2 separate regions of the Homo sapiens genome follow, and region 1 is linked to region 2. Evidence: read pairs that join two places in POLR2A ChIA-PET (ENCODE). Cell type or tissue: MCF 10A. All regions are shown on one strand. Each heading gives the region's core, and the rest is flanking DNA. Links, peaks and the distances in the headings are about the cores only. Region 1 overlaps VWA8-AS1 (VWA8 antisense RNA 1). Region 2 has its middle 21 kb from the start of DGKH.

What was found. Peaks named below come from ENCODE experiments on the same cell type or tissue, not always from the same donor. Only the 100,000 strongest peaks of a DNase experiment are listed, where the experiment ranks them.
Region 1: POLR2A ChIA-PET joins it to region 2 with 7 read pairs; 7 of 35 experiments call an interaction of 5 or more read pairs at or near these places.

Annotation. Positions count from the first base shown.
Region 1 is chr13:41,973,799-41,976,720 of GRCh38, forward strand. It overlaps VWA8-AS1 (VWA8 antisense RNA 1), which reads left to right. Exons shown (of 4, transcript NR_039974.1): 3 at 2,651-2,818. LOC105370176 (a long non-coding RNA gene) reads right to left here. Exons shown (of 3, transcript XR_941905.3): 3 at 1,041-1,117. Among named protein-coding and RNA genes, the nearest start is that of VWA8-AS1, 14 kb to the left of the region's middle. In MCF 10A, for the core only: no CTCF peak of the experiment used is centred there; no DNase peak of the experiment used is centred there.
Region 2 is chr13:42,025,701-42,028,622 of GRCh38, forward strand. No RefSeq gene overlaps it. Among named protein-coding and RNA genes, the nearest start is that of DGKH, 21 kb to the right of the region's middle. In MCF 10A, for the core only: no CTCF peak of the experiment used is centred there; a DNase peak (open chromatin) is centred at 1,141.

The DNA.
Region 1 (2,922 bases), core at 237-2,736, 52 kb before region 2:
TTACTCTACATAGTCAGTTCCCTTGGGGAGGGTACTGAGAGTCTGGGTTGGGAGGCAAACAAATATTTTCACTGTATTCTCTTGTAGTGTTTGACTTTGTATCATGTGCATTTATTACTTTATTCAATTAAGAGTTGTCTATTTTTAAAAGGGAGGAGGAATAAGTTAGTTTGTGTGCATTGACTTAAAATGATGTACATGAAGTATTGTTAAGTTAGCAAAACAAGCTGGAGAGTAATGAACATAATAGTAATCATAGCAATCACAATAGGCATAATAGTAAAAGGAAAATGAATGCGCAGTTCCAGCTACATACTTTTTTTTTTTTTTTGAGACGGAGTCTTGCCCTGTCGCCCAGGCTGGAGTGCAGAGCGATCTCGGCTCACTGCAACCTCCGCCTCCCAGGTTAAAGTGATTCTCCTTCCTTAGCCTCCCAAGTAGCTGAGACTACAGGTGTGTGCCACCACAAATACAAAATACAAAAAATACAAATTTTTTGTAGTTTTAGTAGAGATGGGGTTTCACCATGTTAGCCAGCATGGTCTAGATCTCCTGACCTAGTGATCTGCCCATCTTGGCCTCCCAAAGTGCTGGGATTATAGGCGTGACCCACCGCACCCAGCCCCAGCTATGTACTTTTGTTGGTATGTGTTGTGTAAGTGTGAAGAAAGGTGTGGAGGGTCACATACCAGTCTGTTAACATGGTTACCTTGGAGGGATAATGATGGGGTAAGGGAAAAACTTTTATTTCCTTTGGTATTACTTTAAGATACAAAAAAATCACATGCTTGTAACAAATGCGCGTTCAAACAAGCATGTATTATTTCTGTAACTTAGGAAGGGAAGGGAGCAAAGGTAGACGAGAACAAAGAATGTGTTACGCCACCATGCCCACAACCACAGCCCCAATCAACTAATCAACAAAACAAACTCGCAGCTCTCATATACAGGTTTGCCTGACATGCTGAGGCAGGGTTTTTGACTCCCTTCCGTTCATTCTGAAGTTCGGATTTCAGAAATAGATAACACACTGGCATTGGCCACAGTCTCTCAGGACCAGCTCACGAAGTCTTTCAGGACAAAGGTTTTGTCTTAACGCTCAAAGATCTGCAGGACCCTGTATGGTAGAAGAAACATATCATTGTATTTGTAAGTAAAACAAACAAAACATAATTTAAATGTGCATCGATGGTTAAGGAATTTAGCCTTACCCATATCTATTCAATCCTTTCATGAGAGCAAAATAAGATTGAGAGTAAAAAGCATAAAAGAGCTGGGGCCCCCAAGGCAGGGTGGTTATGGGAGGCAACCAGGCATAAGGGAGGGGGTGCTGGGAGCCCCCTTCATAGCCTTCCCCAAGGTGACCAGGCCTGGGCTTCCCTGAGTAGCAATTCGGCCCGAGTGTTTTCCTTCCCTCTGTAACAATGCACGGTGCACCCCTTAAAAATGCGTAATAGCTGCCGGGCGTGGTGGCTCACTCCTGTAATCCCAGCACTTTGGGAGGCCGAGGCAGGCAGATCATGAGGTCAGGAGATAGAGACCATCCTGGCCAACATGGTGAAACCCTGTCTCTACTAAAATACAAAAATTAACTGGGTGTGGTGGCGCGTGCCTGCAATCCCAGCTACTCGGGAGGCTGAGACAGGAGAATCACTTGAACCCAGGAGGCGGAGGTTGCAGTGAGCCGAGATCAGGCCACTGCACTCCAGCCTGGCGACAGAGTGAGGCTCAGTCTCAAAAACAAGAAAAAAAAAGGAAAAAAGAAAAAAAAAATGCCTAATAGCACAAACCTTATTGCTCAACTTAAGGTGGAAAAAAAATTATGCATATCAGATAGGCAATGTTTTTTTTAAAAACAACAACCAAAAAAACCCCTTGATAATGAAGATAAGAATGGAGTAAGAGAGTAAGAAATCAGAAATAAGAATGGAGTAGGAGAATCCTCTTATATATTCCTGTGGGTGTGTAAAGTGGTACAGTTATTCTGGGATGCAATATGACAACATGTCAGGGAACTAGAAACATTTTATACCCCTCTAGGACTCTAGCTTGAGGAAATAAACAGAGATGTTATCAAAGATTTGGTATGAGTATGTTTTGTGCAGTATTATTAATAATACTGAAATATTGAAAACTATTCAATAAGAATGGCTAACTAAATTATAATTATAATTTATGCAGTTGTAAAATCTTTGTAACATAATATTTAAAAGGCTAGGAAACAAAACTATATATCCAACATGATTCTAATTTGTAACAATTATATAGTAAATATACAAAACTATAGAGTACATTTGAATGATTCAAAAATAATTATAAATTTTCGTTTATCCTTTCTATGTTTCAAAAATTTCTATTATAAACATATGTTCATCTTAGTATTGGGAGAAGTAAAATGAAGGGAAAAAACATTAGCTTAGTCCTCCACAGAGAGAATTAATTCTCCTTGACACATTTAAATCCATAAATTTAGAACAACCTATTTCTGACTAATGTCACGTAATTGAACGGTCCATTTCTGAATTCATAGATTTCCCTGTGGTCCTGAAATATGTACCTATTTAGCTACTATGGAGCCATTACTCCCAGGAAAAAAGAAATCCCCAAAATAAAAATAAAATCTTTTTTTTTCTCACTTTTTTTTTTTAAGAGAAACTTCTCTATACATACAGGAATTTGACAACAGTTTGTGCCACTTATGGATTTAAAGAACTGGCACCTTGAATGGGATTCTGAATAGAATTCGTACAGATGGAATGTAAATATCACCCTGAACTGAATTGGCCCTCATCCTGTCCAGCCAATCTGGAAATGTCTGGTAAGCTGTTTATTACACGAGTCTAGAGCTCAGGAGAAGGTGTGGGCTGAGATGCAAATACGAGTATCATTAGCATATGCATGGCAGCTGAAACCATGGGAGCA
Region 2 (2,922 bases), core at 183-2,682:
TCATATTGCTAGAAATAAATCAACAATTCTAATTTCCATATAATCTTATGCAGGGAGGAGCAAAAGCGTTCTTGTTTAAATAATATTTGCATAAGAATCATACTTGAAGTTTGCAGTTTCAAAACACCCATTTTTTTAGTATTTTTTTTTTCTATTGCTTCCTCCGAGTCCTTCACATTGCCTCTTTCTGCTTGCACTTTCTTTATCTCTGAAGAACCTTCGGGCAGGGCTGGCCATGGCAGGGTACCATCCAAGTTTTTTGTCACAATCTGTTTTTCTCTCTATTCACTAAGAAAATCAAGTTATAGTTATCTTTAACACTGACAAGAAACTATTAGACTATTAATTTCATAAATCACTTCATTTCTTTTTTTGGTATAGGTGTTTAATGCTAATGACCCTTTACCTTCAATCTTAGTTTTTGGAAAGCTTTTAATCTTGTTAATCATATGCTTAAACAAATTAAACAACATGACTAAGTCTGTGATCTAGTCGCTGGCTGATTCCAACAGGAAATTTCTCTTTAGGAAAGTTCACTCTGCAGGTACATTCATCTGATGTCTAGTCATAGATAGCGTGTGTTTCAGACTGTGAGGCAAGAATATAATATTCTAATAATAGGCCAGTTGAACCTGTAAAATTGTTTATTCACTTTGATTTCTTGTGTGTGTGTGTGTGTGTGTGAGAGAGAGAGAGAGAGAGAGAGAGAGAGAGAGAGAGAGAGAGAGACAGGCTCTTGCTTCGTTGCCCAGGCTGGAGTGCAGTGGTGTGATCTTGGGTCACTGCAGTCTCCACCTCCCGGGCTCAAGCAATCCTCCCACCTCAGCCTCCTGAGTAGCTGGGACCACAGGTGCACTCTACCATGCCCAACTCATTTTTGTATTTTTAGTGGAGACAGAGTTTTGCCATGTTGCCCAGGCTGGTCTTGAACTCCTGAGTTCCAGCGATTTGCCCACCTCGGCCTCCCAGAGTGCTGGGATTGCAGGTGTGAGCCACCGCTCCCGGCCCACTTTGATTTCTCTATCCAAAGCAGTGCTTTAAACACTAAATGGTTAAGAACCTTGTGTTTGAAATAGGTTTCCAACCCACACCCCCACCCTGTCCTGAAGGCTAAAGCCTGCTCCAGCTTGTATTGTTTGCTCCACCCTAGAGGAAACTGTTCATTTCTAGATCTTTTAAGATGCCAAACTGGTTAGTCAGAGGATTTCTAAGCTCATTCAAAATTCATCCTTCTATTCAGTCATCACTCTTATGCTTACCCACTCCACTTCGAAAAAAAAAAAAAAAAAGAGGAGAAAAGTCGATCTTTTAAAATGGCACCTGTGCTCTCTAGTTTTGAAGGCATAATATCAGGGTATTAACGATGGAAGATAATAAGTTGTTATAATCGAACCTCTCTTGCCTTCTAGGGGTTAGAAGGATTAATTAATTAATCAATCAAATGATGAGCTCACTGCTTGCTATTATTATTATGTTAAAATATGTGAACACAGAAAGTCTTTGCTGCTGTATCAAGCCCTTCATGATCCATTCTTTGTTCATTTCTTCAGTCTCATCTCTTATTCCCCAGGTCATACTGTAATTAACAATTATATCACAATTCTTTTCAAAACCTGAAAGAACCAGGAGAGCTCTCTTTTGTTTCTTGGCCTTAATAATGAATTAGTTTTTTTCCCCCCTAGGAATACTTTTCTTCCTCCATTCCTTTCTCTAGGCATCTTGTTCTAGTTAATGAATGAGAGTTAGGTCTCACTTTAGATGTCACTTCCTCCAGGAAACCTTCCTAACTATCCAAGGTTGGATTAGACATCCCTCTTCCATGCCCTGGTACTCCCTGCATCACAGCACTTATAACACCCTGTTGTAAAAGTACAGCTGCTGGTGCACATGTCTCCCTGGTACCAAACCTCAGGTATAGTAGTTACTCAATACATATTTATTGAATGAATACATTGAATAATATGATTTTGTAAATAATAAATTAAAAACACACTTCCCTTTAACACATTTTTACAAATTACAGTAAGAAGTAAAACATTAGATTAACTTTATGAATATTAAATAAAATATTAAATAAACAAATTTAACTTTAGTTTGACAGTTTGTAAAGTTCTAAAAGTTCCATGTCTTGTGACCAGAGACACCAAGCTTATGAGGACTATTTAATAAGATTTCTGCACAAGTCAAAGTTAATGATTTACACAGAGTAGGTATTCTTTTTATTGGTAAAGAAATTAAACTTTAAGATGTTGAGGTACTTTCTTGATGACAAAAAGCATACGTATACTGAAATGGTTTTTCACATCCAAGTTAGCAGCACTATAGTGTCCTCTGTGACATGCAGTGCACTTTCTACCATGAAGATGAAACCCAAACAACCCCACCCCTCTAGCCCTCACATTCTTCACTGCCCTCTCCAGCAGCCACTAATGGGACCCCCCAGTCTGCCATCAGCCTCACTGGGTGCATGATCTGTGTGAGTACCCACAGGTTGGGGGCTGCATAAGGGGACAGGCAGGACTGGGCAGACAGAATGGCATGCAGTTTATTCTGGGCTCAGGTACACCTGGAACCCATTTGTGGCACAGGCATGACACAGGAGGTAACACCAGCCAGGTCAGGCCAAGCTCCTGAAGTCCTAGCCCATCATCTGCCTGTGGCCTTCCAGGCTCCTTCTGGGCTAAAAAGGCAGAGAGATGGAGGAGAGAAAGGGGCACCTCAGGATGATTAGCTGGGTCCCCGGTGGGTGAGAAGGTGCAGGAAGCAGGGTCAAAAGAAATCAAATGAAGGAGAGTGTCTAGGAAAGAGGTGTCATGTATGCAAGAGGCTGGTAAAAGGGAGGGACAGACTGGACCCAGCCTGTTTAAGACCTTTGTACTGAGGGCAGCTGCTGTATCCTGGGGCAACGGGAAAGAAAACACA